Linked DNA regions of Homo sapiens: region 2 is linked to region 1. Evidence: read pairs that join two places in POLR2A ChIA-PET (ENCODE). Cell type or tissue: Panc1. All regions are shown on one strand. Each heading gives the region's core, and the rest is flanking DNA. Links, peaks and the distances in the headings are about the cores only. Region 1 overlaps PTDSS2 (phosphatidylserine synthase 2). Region 2 overlaps EPS8L2 (EPS8 signaling adaptor L2).

The links. Peaks named below come from ENCODE experiments on the same cell type or tissue, not always from the same donor. Only the 100,000 strongest peaks of a DNase experiment are listed, where the experiment ranks them.
Region 2: POLR2A ChIA-PET joins it to region 1 with 16 read pairs; 3 of 35 experiments call an interaction of 5 or more read pairs at or near these places.

The regions. Positions count from the first base shown.
Region 1 is chr11:466,411-474,737 of GRCh38, forward strand. It overlaps PTDSS2 (phosphatidylserine synthase 2), which reads left to right. Exons shown (of 12, transcript NM_030783.3): 3 at 7,485-7,567. Among named protein-coding and RNA genes, the nearest start is that of PTDSS2, 20 kb to the left of the region's middle. RefSeq lists enhancers at 751-1,250, 4,924-5,447, 5,448-5,970. In Panc1, for the core only: no CTCF peak of the experiment used is centred there; a DNase peak (open chromatin) is centred at 3,452; H3K4me3 peaks cover 1,550 bases; H3K27ac peaks cover 2,555 bases.
Region 2 is chr11:710,841-719,167 of GRCh38, forward strand. The region is part of intron 4 of EPS8L2 (EPS8 signaling adaptor L2); the gene reads left to right. Among named protein-coding and RNA genes, the nearest start is that of EPS8L2, 8.8 kb to the left of the region's middle. In Panc1, for the core only: no CTCF peak of the experiment used is centred there; no DNase peak of the experiment used is centred there.

The DNA of each region.
Region 1 (8,327 bases), core at 318-8,317:
TTTTTTTTTTTTTGAGACAGAGTATTGCTCTGTTGCCCAGGCTGGAGTGCAGTGGCATGATCTTGGGGCTCACTGCAACCTCCGCTTCCTGGGTTCAAGCGATTCTCCTGCTTCAGCCTCCCGAGTAGCTGGGACTACAGGCATGCGCCACCTCGCCTGGCTAATTTTTGTATTTTTTAATAGAGACGAGGTTTCACCATGTTGGCCAGGTTGGTCTGAAACTCCTGGCCTCAAGTGATCCGCCCACCTCGGCCTCCCAAAGTGCTGAGATTACAGGTGTGAGCCACCGCGCACGGCCAAAACTGCCGCTTCTAAAACCATCAGCTCTCGTGAGACTCCCTCACTACATGAGAACAGCATGGGGGAACCGCCCCCATAACCCAGTCACTTCCCTCCCTCCACACGTGGGGATTACAATTCAAGATGAGATTTGGGTGGGGACACAGCGAAACCGTGTCACATGGCAAAACCCCGTCTCTACAAAAAATACAAAAATTAGCCAGGCGTGGTGGTGCACACCTGCAGTTCCAGCTACTCAGGAGTCTGAGGTGGGAGGATCCCTTGAGCCCGGGAGGTCAAGGCTGCAGTGAGCCAAGATCACACCACTGCACTCCAGCCTAGGCAACAGAGCAAGACCCTCTCTTTCAAACACAAACCTGGGTGACACCCACTCGGAAGGCTAAGGCAGGAGAATCACTTGAACCCAGGAGGCAGAGGTTGCAGTGAGCCGAGATGGGGCCACTGCACTCCAGCCTGGGTGACAAAGGCAAAACTTTGTCTCAAAACAAAGCAAAACCTGGGTGAAAGGTCTAAGCAGATGTTCACCAGGGAAGTTATTCAGACGGGAGATTGCGGTGGGAGGATACCCAGCATCATTTGTCCTTCAGGAACTGGAAACAGGGAGACGCCACTGCATACCCGACGGAGCAGCTAAAACCTTAAAAACCGACAGTACCAACGCTTCCAGGAACTCTCACCCATTGCTGGTGGGAATACAAAAGGCTAAAGCCGCTTTAGAAGACAGTTTCACAGACTCTCACAGAACTAAATATAAATATATTCTTGGGCTGGACGTGGTGGTTCACGCCTGTCATCCCAGCACTTTGGGAGGCTGAGGCAGGTGGATCACGAGGTCAGGAGATCAAGACAAGCCTAGCCAACATAGTGAAACCCCGTCTCTACTAAAAATGCAAAAAATTAGCCTGGCATGGTGGCAGGCACCTATAATCCCAGCTACTCGGGAGGCCAGGAGGCGGAGGTTGCAGTGAGCCGAGATCGCAACATTGCACTCCAGCCCGGGCAACAGTGCGAGACTCTGTCTCAAAAAATATAGATATAGATATAGATAGATAGATAGATTCTTACCATGCAATCTAGCAGTTTTGCTCCTGAATATTTATCCAACTGAATTGAAAACTTATGTCCACATAAAAACCTGCATGCAGGCCAGGCATGGTGGCTCACGCTTATAATCCCAGCAGTTTGGGAGGCTGAGGCAGGAGGATCGCTTGAGCCCAGGAGTTCAAGACCAGCCTGGGCAACATACTGAGACCCCATCTCTACCAAACTAAAAAACTTAGCCGAGTGTCACAGCACACACACATGGTCCCACCTGTCAAGAGGCTGAGTGGGATCTCAAGCCCGGAAGGCAGAGGTTGCAGCGAGCTGTGATTGAGCCACTGCACTGCAGCCTGGGCAACAGGGTGAGACCCCATCTCTAAAAGATAGTAATGAGCATTAAGCCACTGCGACCGGGAGGAACCTTAAATACATGTTTCTATAAATACACATTCCTAAGTGAGAGGAGCCAGTTGAGAAGGCCGCGCACTGTGATTTCAGCTCGATGACCTTCTGGAAGAGGCAATATGATGTGGTAGTGAAAACATCAGTTGTTTCCCGGGGAAAGGGGAGAGTGGATAGTAGAATGCAGCATTCGTATGGCAGTGAGGCCACTCTGTGTGGCACCATCCTGGTTGGTACATGACACTGCGTTTGTCCGAACCTGTAGAACTGGACAACACGAGCAGACCGTGTGCAGATTTTAAACATTCATTGAGGAGATGGGGGTCCCGGCGGGGAAGGCCGACTGACAAGAATCTTAACTACTGCAGATGCATTCCGTGACCTTCCTGAAGGGTGTTCAGAGGAAGGTGCTGAGTAACTTTGGAAATGAGCAGTGTCTATAAGGCCAGAGGCAAAAGGAATGGCACAGACGCTGCTCTAGTCGATAAAGTTTTGCTGCACAGAGGTGCTGACTGGCAGCTCTGTCACTGTGGTGTGTATGATGGCTGTGGGAGGGGAGTCTCTGGATAATCAGAGAAGGAGGGGAGTCTCTGGGTAATCAGAGGGAGGAGGAGGGGAGTCTCTGGGTAATTGGAGGAGGGGAGTCTCTGGGTAATCGGAGGAGGGGAGTCTGGGTAATCGGAGGAGGGGAGTCTCTGAGATGGAGGGGAGTCTCTGAATAATTGGAGAAGGAGGGGAGTCTCTGGGTAATCGGAGGGAGGAGGGGAGTCTCTGGGTAATCGGAGAAAGAGGGGAGTCTCTGGGTAATCGGAGGGAGGAGGAGGGGAGTCTCTGGGTAATCGGAAGGAGGAGGAGGGGAGTCTCTGGGTAATCGGAAGGAGGAGGAGGGCAGTCTCTGGGTAATCAGAGGGAGGAGGAGGGGAGTCTCTGGGTAATCGGAGGGAGGAGGAGGGGAGTCTCTGGGTAATCGGAAGGAGGAGGAGGGGAGTCTCTGGGTAATTGGAAGGAGGAGGAGGGCAGTCTCTGGGTAATCAGAGGGAGGAGGAGGGGAGTCTCTGGGTAATCGGAAGGAGGAGGAGAGGAGTCTCTGGGTAATCGGAAGGAGGAGGAGGGCAGTCTCTGGGTAATCGGAGGGAGGAGGAGGGGAGTCTCTGGGTAATCGGAGGGAGGAGGAGGGCAGTCTCTGGGTAATCGGAGGGAGGAGGAGGGGAGTCTCTGGGTAATCGGAGGGAGGAGGAGGGGAGTCTCCGGGGGAGTCTCTGGGTACTCGGAGGAGGAGGGCAGTCTCTGGGTAATCGGAGGGAGGAGGAGGGCAGTCTCTGGGTAATCGGAGGGAGGAGGAGGGGAGTCTCTGGGTAATCGGAGGGAGGAGGAGGGGAGTCTCCGGGTAATCAGAGGGACGAGGTTGGAGTGGCCGCTGTGATGGTGGATTACCATTGCACGTTTAGCCCAGAAGAGACAAAGATGGTTAAACAGTGTGTGCGCAGTGGTTAATGGATACACACAGATCTTGTTGCTGTACAAGCTGAGGGGGCCTAGAACCAGCTATGCTTGCAGCAGTGAGCACACCCAGGCCCAGATCCTGGTTCCTAGTGCCCTCCAGTCCACGGGGCCAGGGCTCTGAGGAGAAATGGCTGATTCCAGCACCGGGGCAGGAAATGCCCAGGATCAGCTGATCCTGGCAGTTCCAGAAAGTGAGGAGCTCTGTAAACAAAACCCCACAGTCACGGGATTGCGTCCCAGTGAAAGAGCCTCCCAGTGGCCAAAGAGCAACAAAATAATAAAGTAGTATTAGAATATAACCCAGAGTAGAAAATAAACATCCACGAGCCCATAGTGATATAAGTGATTGAGTAAATAAACAGAGGGAACAAGACCAACCTTCCCTGCAGAAGGTTTTCAGTAAATGAGGTAGATCCCCCCATTCCAGGAGCTGGCGTGAGCTCCCGGCACCGCTGTGCGCTGCGCGTGGTGACCTGACCTCCTTCCTGGGCGTGCAGCACGGAGAGGGCAGTGGGAGGAGGACGCTGCAGCCGAGGTGCCCGCAGACACCCCCAAGCCCAGTGGTCAGGTCAGCATGCACTGGTCATGTTCATGGCGTGGCCGACGGGGAGGCTGCTGCCCCATCCTCCCAACCCCGACGACCCCAGCCCGGCCATGCAGAGGCATAGTCGACCATCTCACTAAGGAACATTCCACAGAATTCCTGACCAGGCCTCCTCCAAACCATCCAGGTCATCAGAGACAAGGAGAGTCTGAGAAACCGTCCCAGCCTCGGGGAGCCTGAAGAGACAGAACGAGTAGATGCCATGTGGCTTCCAGGAAGAGATTGTTGGGGGCGGGGCAGGGGGAAGGACATCAGGGGAGAGCGAAGGAAGTGTAGGCCTCAGCAGCTGTGTGGCAGCACTGGCTTATTTATTTTTTATTTTTTATGTTTATTTTATTTTATTTTTTGAGACAGAGTATCACTGTGTCACCCAGGCTGGAGTGTAGTGGCGTGATCTCGGCTCACTGCAACCTCCGCCTCTCGGGTTCAAGTGATTCTCCTGCCTCAGCCTCCCGAGTAGCTGGGATTACAGGTGCCTGCCACCACATCTGGCTAATTTGTGTATTTTTAGTAGAGATGGGGTTTCACCATGTTGGTCAGGCTGGTCTCGAACTCCTGACCTTGTGATCCGCCTGCCTCAGCCTCCCAAAGTGCTGGGATTACAGGCGTGAGCCACCGCACCCAGCCAGCACCGGCTTATTAATGGTGAGATGTTAATGGGAAAACTGGGCCTGTGAGATATGGGAGCTTTTACTATTTTTACAATAATTCTGTAAATCTAAAACCATTCTAAAATTAAAAATTTATTTTTAAAATGCAATATATTTGTTTTCCTTTTAAAGCACTTCCCTCATTCTTACCCAACGGGACACACCTTCTCAAGTACTTAAGTAATTCTTTTTTTTTTTTTTTTTTGAGACTGAGTCTTGCTGTCACCCAGGCTGGAGTGCAGTGGCGCGATCTCAGCTCACTGCAACCTCTACCTCCCAGATTCAAGTGATTCTCCTACTTCAGCCTCCCGAGTAGCTGGGATTACAGGCGTCTGCCACCACACCTGGCTAATTTCTTATATTTTTAGTAGAGACAGGAGTTTCATGTCGGCCAGGCTGGTCTCGAACTCCTGACCTTTAATGATCCACCTACCTCAGCCTCCCAAAGTGCTAAGATTACAGGTGTGAACCACTGTGCCCGGCAAGTAATTCTTATGAACAAATTAGCCTTATAAAGTTGTCATAAACATTATGTGATGTGTGGCCAGGTTAGAGTCCTGTGTGACCCGGTCTGAGCTGGCCTCTGGGCAGCATGCCGTGTGGGGGCTGCCACAAGCTGATTCAGGGAGCACCGGCCTGGGGTGACGCACGCCTGTCGGGCGGAGGGCGGCCTGGGGTGACACGGATGGTGGCCTGGGATGACACGCGCCTGTCAGGCGGAGGGCGGCCTGGGGTGACACGCACCTGTCTGGTGGATGGCGGCCTGGGGTGACGCGCGCCTGTCGGGCGGATGGTGGCCTGGGGTGACGTGGATGGCGGCCTGGGGTGACGCAGATGGTGGCCTGGGGTGACGCGGATGGCGGCCTGGGGTGACGCAGATGGTGGCCTGGGGTGACGTGGATGGCGGCCTGGGGTGACGCGGATGGTGGCCTGGGGTGACGCGGATGGTGGCCTGGGGTGACGCGCACCTGTCTGGTGGATGGCGGCCTGGGGTGACGCGCACCTGTCGGGCAGATGGTGGCCTGGGGTGACGTGGATGGCGGCCTGGGGTGATGCAGATGGCGGCCTGGGGTGACGCGGATGGCGGCCTGGGGTGACGCGGATGGCGGCCTGGGGTGATGCGCGCCTGTCGGGCGGATGGTGGCCTGGGGTAACGCGGATGGCGGCCTGGGGTGACACAGATGGTAGCCTGGGGTGACGCGGATGGCGGCCTGGGGTGACGTGCGCCTGCACCGGGAGCAGCTTCCCTTGGCCAGTGCCCATGTTCCTCTTTTCATTTTTATCTTTTCTGGGGAGGGTAGGGGGACGTTTTACTGTCTTTCCACTGAATGTTATGACCCTCCCCACGCCCCTTGGAGGCACAGCTGAGGTGGGGCCTATGTCTGGCTCCAGGGGGCCCTGAAAGGTACTTTTTACACCTCCCACCCCTCAGCACTGAGAGACCTCGGGAGGGGTACCGGTGACAGGGACGCGGGCCCCACCTTGCTGAACCCAGCAGCGAGGGCATCTCTGCCTCTGTCCCTGGAGGCTGACAGCGGTAGTGTGGGAGCTGGGGCCTGGGTGGAGACCGGGTCAGAAACTCAGGTTTCGCCTGGGTGGGCCATGAATGTCCTGCCGAGGGTGAGACCCTCAGGGCTCTGGGTGGAGAGCAGCACCTGCCCAGAAGCAGTAGACCCTTGTCCCGGCTGCACCAGGGGCCAGCGACCTTGTGCCCTCCTCCATCCTGCAAGCCTCGGGCGGTGCTTGGCCTCACCTGCCTCTGTCTACTCAGGACTTTGAGGCCAGGCACTCCTGCAGGCAGAGAGGGGAATTTCTGAGACTGAAGTTGTTACTGGGTATTTTTTAACAGCGCTGTCTTAAAAAATAGATAGCGTGTCTCTGTGGCCCCGTCTATTCTTGCGGCCACACGAACGTGCGTGTGTGTGTGCAGCTTCCCTCACGGCAGCCAAAACCCAGAGGCCGCCCAGCGTGCGAACACGCCAAGGTGTGACTGTCGGCACGGCACTGCCGAGCCGTGGGAGGGACTGGGTGGTGCAGCGGCCAGTGGATCTCAGACCCTGAGCTGAGCACGACTGGAGAGGATGGGTGCATCCGAGCGTCTGCAGAGCACAGAGCGCGTCCGCAGAGCGGGTCCACACCTTGGGTGCAGCGAGCGGATGTGAGCAGTGTGCCTGTGACCAGGGCTGTCTGCACATCCGCCGGCCTAAGCTGCTGCTCACCGAAACCCACTGGGACTCTGGCTGAGGCCGGCCCCAAGGAGCTTTGCCGAGGAGGGAGCACCTTGCCCCTGCCCAGAGCGGTCCCTCGCATCCTCCTTCCCGTGAACCTGCATCTTTGGTTGCAGTTACAGCTCTCACGCTTCCATCTTATGAATCACAGGAGTCCCGTTGGTTTTGGATGAGTTGACACCAAAAAGACACAGGAGCTCTCTAGAGACACTTCCTGGGGGTCCTGCCGCGTTGGAGCAGGGAGGCAGTAGCTCCTGACGCCTTCCCTCCTACGTGGGCTTTGTGATCACTGATGGTCACATGCGGGGCATTCGGTGGCCTCTGTGTAGAGCCAGTGTCTTCCTGATGTGACACTGGGAACCACCAGCAGCCCAAGCACAGGGACCTTCTCCTGGCCACTGGGCGGGCTGCAAATGTGAGGGCGAATGTTGGGTGCAGGGTGGTGGAGGTAGCTGGGCCTTCCCTGCCGCGGAGGAGGCAAATGTGAGCGCGAATGTCCAGCCCAGGGTGGTGGAGGTAGCTGGGCCTTCCCTGCCGCGGAGGCGGCAAATGTGAGGGCGAATGTCCGGCCCAGGGTGGTGGAGGTAGCTGGGCTTTCCCCGCGGCGGAGTCGCCCAGCTCTGCCCGAGGCCCCTTCCTCCCGCCCCAGCATCAGGGGCTGTTCCACAATGGGTGTCTGGGGGTCCCTGCAGCCTCCCACCTCCCTCCTGGGAGAAGCCTGCACACACTGAGGGGCTGTTTGTTCTTTATTTGCAGAGGTATTGTGGCCAGTATTTTGGTTTTCTTATGTTTTGGAGTCACACAAGCTAAAGACGGGCCATTTTCCAGACCTCATCCAGGTAACTTGCCATTTCCTTTTCCGTGTGCCCCTGTGGCATTTCTGTTCTGAGCGGCCACTCTGTGTCTGTGCTGCTGGGTGTGAGTGTCCTGTCCTCCCCTCCGCCTGGCCCCTCCCCGAGGCCTCCGAGGCCACTTCCCACATGGACAAGGGCGTGGGGTTCTGAGCTGGCCGTGTGCTCCTCCTCCAACCACCGAGGGTCTCTCCAGGCCTTCTCTGGCCCTTTCACTCTTCCCTGTCCAGGGCTCTCCAGCCCTTCTCTTCCTGCTTCTGCCTCCTCTTTCCACAGACCAGAGTGGCCGAGGGCTCCAGATGGGGCTATGAGGCCGGGGGCAGGTGGGTGAGGGCACCAGATGGGGCTGTGAGGCCAGGGACTGTGGGCTCTAGGTGGGACTCTGAGACCAGAGGGGGCGGGGGTGGGTGAGGGCGCCAGATGGGGCTGTGAGGCCATGGGCGGGTGGGTGAGGGCTCCAGATGGGGCTGTGAGGCCATGGGCGGGTGGGTGAGGGCTCCAGATGGAGCTGTGAGGTGCCGCCCACCCCCTGCCCTTGAAGTGGTTGCCCAGCGCACTCTGCCTCAGCCACCACCCCACCTTATGGCCCTGAGTTCTAACAAACCCTCGTGGGCCAGAGCATCCCGCCAATCTCAGTGTACTCTGTCCCCCAAGTCCCACCCCAGGAAGGCGGGCTCAGGCTTCTGTAGGGTCGGTTGTTTCCCCTGAGTGGCCACACGAAGTAATTAGAAACATTTTCTGTTTCAAC
Region 2 (8,327 bases), core at 318-8,317, 240 kb after region 1:
GGGGAGGCCAGAGCCAGAACTGCCCACACTGTCCCGGGCTCAGCCACGGGGCCGGGGAAAGCGCCCCTCTGGTTCCAGTCCTGGGAACTCGCGGCCTGGGGGGTGAGGCAGCCCAGGGTGTGCCGGGAAAACACTGTGGCTGCTGCCCAGCCCTGGATGGGAAGAGCCCCTGGAGGAGATGATCATCCTGGCCCCAAAACGAGGAACTGTATCGGGAGGGAGCAGGCAGAACAAAGACGCCCTTGATGGGGGATTCAGGGAGGCCCGGGCTGCTTCTCAGGGCTCAGACGGGGCTGCCTGCACGCGCCGGACCAGCCGCCAGCCCTGAGGGCTTTTCTGTTCTCCTAGGTCAGTTTCATTGACACGGAGAACTCAGGAAATGTTTTTTTGGGGGGTTTTGTGTGCGTGTGTGCGTGTGTGCGTGCGTGCGTGTGTGTGTGTGTGTGTGTGTCTTTTTTTCTTCCTTTCTTTCTCTCTCTCTCTGTCTCTCTCTTTTCTTTTCTTTCTTTCATTTTGAGACAGGGTCTAGCTCTGTCACCCAGGTGCCCAGGCTGGAGTGCAGTGGTGCGATCTTGGCTCACTACAGCCTCCGCCTCCTGGACTCAAGTGATCCCCTCACCTCAGCCTCCCCAGTAGCTGGGCCTACAGGCTGGCCCCACCATGCCCATCTAATTATTTTATTTTTTTGTGGAGATGGAAGTCTCCCTATGTTGCCCAGGCTGGTCTCAAACTCCTAGGCTCAAGCAATCCTCCCCCCTCCTAGCCAGGCCTGGTAGTGTGAGCTCGTAGTCCAGCTACTTGGGAGGCTCAGGCAGGAGGATCCCACCACGGCCCTCCAGCAGCCTGGGCAACAGAGTCTTAGGCCAGGCGCGGTGGCTCACGCCTGTAATCCCAGCACTTTGGGAGGCTGAGGTGAGTGGATCATCTGAGGTTAGGAGTTTGAGACCAGCCTGACCAACATGGCAAAACCTCATGTCTACTGAAAATACAAAATTAGCCAGGCGTCGTGGTGCATACCTATAATCCCAGCTACTCGGGAGGCTGAGGCAGGAGAATCACTGGAACCCAGGAGGCGGAGGTTGCAGTGAGCCGAGATCACACCACTGCACTCCAGCATGGGCAACAGAGCGAGACTCCATCTCAAAAAAGAGAAAAAAAAAAGGGACCAGGCGCGGTTGTTCATACCTGTAATCCCAGCACTTTGGGAGGCCGAGGCGGGTGGATCACCTGACGTCAGGAGTTCGAGACCAGCCTGACCAACATGGTGAAACCCCATCTCTACTAAAACTACAAAACTTAGCTGGACGTGGTGGTGGGAGCCTGTAGTCCCAGCTACTTGGGAAGCTGAGACAGGAGAATCACTAGAACCCGGGAAATGGAGGTTGCAGTGAGCCGGGATTGCGCCACTGCACTCCAGCCTGGGGGACAGGGCGAGACTCCATCTCAAAAGGAAAAAAAAAAAGGCCCCTGCGCCTGGGTACGAGCTGGGCTCCCGGTTGTGGTCCAAGCCTGGGTGCGAGCTGGGCTCCCGGTTGTGGTCCAAGCCTGGGTGCGAGCTGGGCTCCCGGTTGTCGTCCAAGCCTGGGTGCGAGCTGGGCTCCCGGTTGTCGTCCAAGCCTGGGTGCGAGCTGGGCTCCCGGTTGTCGTCCAAGCCTGGGTGCGAGCTGGGCTTCCGGTTGTGGTCCAAGCCTACAGGACTAGGAAAAGGAGGGAGGGTGAGGGAGCCTGGAGCTGGGTCCTCCTGCAGGACCAGTCCTTTCTGCCACAAACAGCCCTGGCTGGGGGCCCAAAATGCCCCCTGGTTCCCCCTTGCTGTCCTCCACACCTGCAGAGGTGAGACAGGTCACTACTCTTTGAGCCTCAGTTTCCTCGTCTGTACAATGGGTCCAAAGAGCCATCAGGAGTCCCTGAGCTCTTGAATCGGGCTGTTTTGGGTGACCAGGGCCCTCCCAGCAGCCTGGGCAGCTAGACCCTGCATACAGCCAGGCTGGTGACTTCGGCCAGCTCAGTGTCCAGGGGAAGGCACAGAGCAGTGGCCGAGTTCACTTTAGTCCCCTCTTCCTGGGCAGCTCCACCACCTTTCTCAGGGACTCTGCCCTCTTCGGGAGGAGCCTGGGGCCTCTCAGCCTGGCTCCTGGACTTTGGCCCCAGCTGGCCTGGCCTGGCCCCCAGCCAGCAGGAGCCTCGTCTGCCCAGAGGCCAACAGAGTGAGGAGTGGAGGGTGGGTGGGGCTTTCCTGCCTCTCCCCGATGAGGACACTGGGGACCAGAGAGAGGGTGAGAGTCTGGTGGGAAGTCTCTCCAGCCAGGTGGGGGCCGGATCAGATTGGCCCTGACAGTGGGTGGGGGGCACCTGAGCCCGGGTCCATGGTTTGCTTTTTTCTAAGTTATCACACAGTAAAAGCCATGTGTACGTGGGGGTGTGGTTCTGTTGCCACCATAGTCGACCCATCAGCCCCATCACTCCAAACCTGTGAATCCCCGACCTTGGTGGCTACCCCCAACCTCTGGCAACACCTGCCTGCCTTCATCACCACAGTTTCTGTTTGTTTGTGTGTTTGAGACGGAGTCTCGCTCTGTCACCCAGGCTGGAGTGCAATGGCGCGATCTCAGCTCACTGCAACCTCTGCCTCCCAGGTTCAAACCATTCTCCTGCCTCAGCCTCCTGAGTAGCTGGGACTACAGGCGCCCGCCACCACGCCTGGCTAAATTTTTTTTTCTCTGAGACAGAGTCTCACCCTGTCACCTAGGCTGGAGTGCGGTGGCGTGATCTTGGTTCACTGCAACCTCCGCCTCAAGGGTTCAAGTGATTCTCCTGCCTCAGCCTCCCCAGTACCTGGGATTACAGGCACGCACCACCACACCCAGCTAATTTTTTATATCTTTAGCAGAGATGGGGTTTCACCATGTTGGCCAGGCTGGTCTTGAACTCCTGACCTCAATTGATCCACCCACCTCAGCCTCCCAAAGTGGTGGGATTACAGGCGTGAGCCACCGTGCCTGGCCTAATTTTTGTATTTTTAGTACAGATGGGGTTTCACCATGTTGGCCAGGCTGGTCCCCAACGCCTGACCTCAAGTGATCCACCTGTTTTCACTATGTTGGCCAGGCTGGTCCCCAGTGCCTGACCTCAGGTGATCCACCTGCCTCCCAAAGTGCTGGGATGACGGACTGAGTCACTGCGTCCGGCCTCCATCATTGTGGTTTGATAAGTGGAAATTAATTTTTATGATGTCCATTCGTATGTGTTTTTCTTTTATGGTTTAGGGTTTTTGGCATCCTAAGAAGTCATCCTTTGACCAAATTTCTGGAGATTTCTTCCGTGTTTTCTTTTATTTTTTGTAAATTAGGAATTCACTGTGGAAGTTCCTGTGTTTTCTTTTTCTTTTCTTTTTTCTTTTTTTTTTTGAGGTGGAGCTTTGCTGTGTCACCCAGGCTGGGGTGCAGTGGCGTGATCTTGGTTCACTGCAACCTCCACCTCTTGGGTTCAAGCAATTCTCCTGCCTCAGCCTCCTGAGTATCTGGGATTACAGGAATCCATCACCATGCCCGGCTCATTTTTTGTATTTTCATCAGAGATGGGGTTTCACCATGTTGGCAAGGCTGGTCTCGAACTCCTGATCCCAGGTGATCCACCAGCCTTAGCCTCCCAAAGTGCTGGGATTACAGGCGTGAGCCGCCGCGCTGGGCCAGTTCCTGTGTTTTCTTTTGGATGCTTCCCAGTGTAGGCTTTTGCGTTTAGGGCCAGGATCCATTTTATTTTATTTTATTTTATTTTATTTATTTTTTTATTTAATTTTTAAATTTTATTTTATATTTATTTTATTTTATTTTATTTTTTTTTGAGACAGTCTCAATGTACTGGACCACACTGATTGACTGTTTTGAATGTTGAACCAGCCTAATCCTCATTTATTCCAAGTGTGTGATCCTTTTTCCTGTGTTGAGGGACTGATGTGGTAATATTGTTGTTAGGGGTATTTTGTGTTGATGTCCATTAGAGGTACTGGTCTGTAATTTTCGTATAATGCCTATGGCAGGTTGTGTGGCAGGGTTATGTTGGTTTTATAAAATGGGTGGGGAAGTATTCCCTCCTCTTCTGTTTTCAGAAAGAGTTTGTGGGCCGGGCGCGGTGGCTCATGCCTGTAATCCCAGCACTTTGGGAGGCTGAGGTGGGCAGATCACAAGGTCAGGAGATCAAGACCATTCTGGCTAACATGGTGAAACCCCGTCTCTACTAAAAATACAAAAAATTAGCCAGGTGGGATGGCGGGTGCCTGTAGTCCCAGCTACTCGGGAGGCTGAGGCAGGAGAATGGCGTGAACCCCGGAGGCGGAGCTTGCAGTAAGCTGAGATTGCGCCACTGCACTCCAGCCTGGGAGACAGAGTGAGACTCTGTCTCAAAAAAAAAAAAAGAGTTTGTGAAAGCTTGTTATTGTTTCTTCCTTAGATATTTGTTAGGATTTGCCAGTGCTGCCCTCGGAGCACAGGATTTTCTTTGTGGGAAGGTTTCGGTTATTAATCCCCTCTCCTGCCTGTAAGATCTGTAGTGATGCCCCCTCTTTTGTTCTGGTTTTTGAGAATTTGTGTTTTCTCTAGTATTTTTCTTGATCAGGCTTGCTAGGGATTTACCAAGTTTATTAACCTTCTCATAACTAACTTTGGGCTCTGTTGATTTGTGTCTGTCAGTAGTCTGTGTAAAGTGCGTTGACCTCCTCTTAATTTTCTACCTTCCACTTACTGTGGGTTTTATTTGATTCACTTTATCTTTTTCTTTTGTTTTTTTTTTTTTTTTTTTTGAAATGGAGTCTTGCTCTGTCGCCCAGGCTGGAGTGCAGTGGCACGATCTTGATTCACTGCAAGCTCCGCCTCCTGGGTTCACGCCATTCTCCTGCCTCAGCCTCCCAAGTAGCTGGGACTACAGGTGCCCACCACCACGCCCAGCTAATTTTTTGTATTTTTAGTAGAGACGGGGTTTCACCGCGTTAGCCAGGATGGTCTCGATCTCATGACCTCACGATCCGCCTGCCTCGGCCTCCTAAAGTGCTGGGATTACAGGCATGAGCCACCGCGCCCGGCATTGATTCACTTTTCCTACCTGCTTAAGGTGAAACCTTAGATTATTTATCTTTTTTTTTTTTTTTTTTTTCTGAGATGGAGTCTCACTCTGTCACCCAGGCTGGAGTGCACTGGTGCAATCTCAGCTCACTGCAACCTCCGCCTCCTGGGTTCAAGCGATTCTCCTGCCTCAGCCTCCCAAGTAGCTGAGGTTACAGGCATGCACCACCATGCCTGGCTAATTTTTGTGTGGGGTTTTTTTTTTTTTTGAGACAGAGTCTCGCTCTGTCACCCAGGCTGGAGTGCAGTGGCACCATCTCAGCTCACAGCAAGCTCCGCCTCCCAGGTTCATGCCATTCTCCTGCTTCAGCCTCCTGAGTAGCTGGGACTACAGGCGCCCGCCACCCCGCCCGGCTAATTTTTTGTGTTTTTAGTAGAGATAGGGTTTCACCGTGTTAGCCAGGATGGTCTTGATCTCCTGACTTTGTGATCTGCCTGCCTCAGCCTCCCAAAGTGCTGGGATAATTTTTGTATTTTCAGTACAGACAAGAGTTTTGCCATGTTGGCCCAGCTGGTCTCAAACTCCTGATCTCAAGTGATCCACCCTCCTTGGCCTCCCAAAGTGCTGGGATTACAGGCGTGAGCCACCGTGCCTGGCCAGATTATTGATCTTAAGTCTTTCTTCTTTTCTAAGATATTCATGGAAAGCTCTACATTCTCCTTGCAGCACTGGTTTAGTTGTATTCCACAAATTGTGATATGTATGTTCAGAATGCTTTCTAGTTTTCTTGTGACTTCATCTTTGATGCATGGGTTATTTAGAAATATGTTGCTTTGTTTCTAAACATTTGGGGATTTTCTGGTTTTATTTTTATTATGGGTTTCTACCTTAATTCTGTTATGATCAAAAAACATATTCTGTACTGTTGCAGTCACTTGAGATTTACTGAGACTTGTTCTGTGGCCCAGCAGCCTGGTTTTTCTTGTTTGGTTGTATTGTGTGTTTCAGGTTTTACTCTGCCTCTCGCAGAGAGATGAGTGGCCTCATAGTCCCTTGCGTGTTTCTGCACACTTATTTTATTTATTTATTTATTTTTGAGACAGAGTCTCGCTCTGTTGCCCAGGCTGGAATGCAATGGCACGATCTCGGCTCACTGCAATCTCTACCTTCCGGGTTCAAGTGATTCTCTTAACTCAGCCTCCTGAGTAGCCGGGGTTACAGGCGCCCACCACCACGCCGGGCTAATTTTTGTATTTTTAGTAGAGACGGGGTATCACCGTGTTGGTCAGGCTGGTCTCGAACTCCTGACCTTGTGATCCACCTGCCTTGGCCTCCCAAAGTGCTGGGATTACAGGCATGAGCCACCGTGTCTGGCCCTGTGCCCACTGTAACCTGTTGGATCTGCCCACTTCTTTAACCTGTTGATGGACATGTAGGCTGGGTCCAGTCTTTATTATTACAAATAGTTCTGCATTGAGCAGCCTGGTACCGATGCCACATTTTGCACGTGTGCAGATTACCTGTAGTAGAATTGGGAGGGGATGGTGTGTGCAGCTTTAGAGGTGCCACTGGCCTCTCCCCAGAGAGGCTGGGCAGGTGCTGGATGAGGGCATCCTTTCTCCACATCCTAACCCATAAGTAAAACCCACAATGACTATTAGTATTGGGCAATAGAATAGGTAAAAAAACACAATTCCTGGCTGGGCGAGGTGGCTCATGCCTATAATCCCAGCACTTTGGGAGGCACAGGCAGGAGGATCGCTTCAGCCCAGGAGTTCAAGACCAGCCTGGGCAACATAGCAAGCCCTTGTCTCTAGAAAAAATAAATAGGCAGGGCACAGTGGCTCACGTCTGTAATCCCAGCACTTTGGGAGGCCGAGGCGGGCAGATCACAAGGTCAGGAGATGGAGACCATCCTGGCTAATATGGTGAAACCCCATCTCTACTAAAAATACAAAAAATTAGCCGGGCGTGGTGGCAGGCGCCTGTAGTCCCAGCTACTCGGGAGGCTGAGGCAGGAGAATGGCGTGAACCTGGGAGGCGGAGATTGCAGTGAGCCGAGATCGCGCCACTGCACTCCAGCCTGGGCAGCAGAGTGAGACTCCGTTTCAAAAAAAAGAAAAAAAAAATTGTTAACCAAAAACCAAACAGAGGCTGGGCATGGTGGCTCACGCCTGTAATCCCAGCACTTTGGGAGGCTGAGGCGGGCAGATAACCTGAAGTCAGTAGTTTGAGACCATTCTGGCCAACATGGAGAAACCTTGTCTCTACTAAAAATACAAAAATTAGTCGGGTGTGGTGGTGGGTGCCTATAATCCCACGTACTCGGGAAGCTGAAGCAGGAGTATCACTTGAACCCGGGAGGCGGAGCTTGCAGTGAGCCAAGATCACACCACTGCATTCCAGCCTGGGGGACAGAGCGAGACTGTCTCAAAAACAAAACAAAAACTAACAAACAAACAAAAAAACCCGCCAAACCGACAAAACACTAAAATAAAAGAGGCTCAGAGTTTCAAATTGTAATTCTTTCATTCAATGGTGTTGCATACAATTTTTTCTTTGAGTTTTTGCATGCTTTTTTAATTTTTTTTTTTTTTTTTAGTTTGAGACAGGGTCTCTCTCTGTTGCCCAGGCTCAGTGCAGTGGCACGAACATGGTTCACTGCAACTTTGACCTCCTGGGCTCAAGCATTCCTCCCACTTCAGCCTCCCAAGTAGCTGGGATGACAGGTGTGTACCACCACACCTGGCTAATTTTTTAATTTTTTTAATTTCTTTTTTTTTTTTTTGAGATGGAGTCTCACTCTGTCGCCCAGGCTGGAGTGCAGTGGCACGATCTTGATTCACTGCAAGCTCCGCCTCCTGGGTTCACGCCATTCTCCTGCCTCAGCCTCCCGAGTAGCTGGGACTATAGGCGCCTGCCACCACGCCTGGCTAATTTTTTGTATTTTTAGTAGAGACGGGGTTTCACCATATTAGCCAGGATGATCTCAATCTCCTGACCTTGTGATCCACCCGCCTCGGCCTCCCAAAGTGCTAGGATTACAGGCATGAGCCACTGCGCCCGATCTTTTTTTTTTTTTTTTGAGACAGAGTCTTCCTCTGTTGCCCAGCCTGGAGTGTAGTGGTGCAATCTTGGCTCACTGTAACCTCTGCCTCCTGGGTTCAAGTGATTCTCCCACCTCAGCCTCCCGAGTAGCTGGGATTACAGGCGCCCGCCACAATGCCTGGCTAATTTTTTGTATTTTTAGTAGAGACAGGGTTTCACCA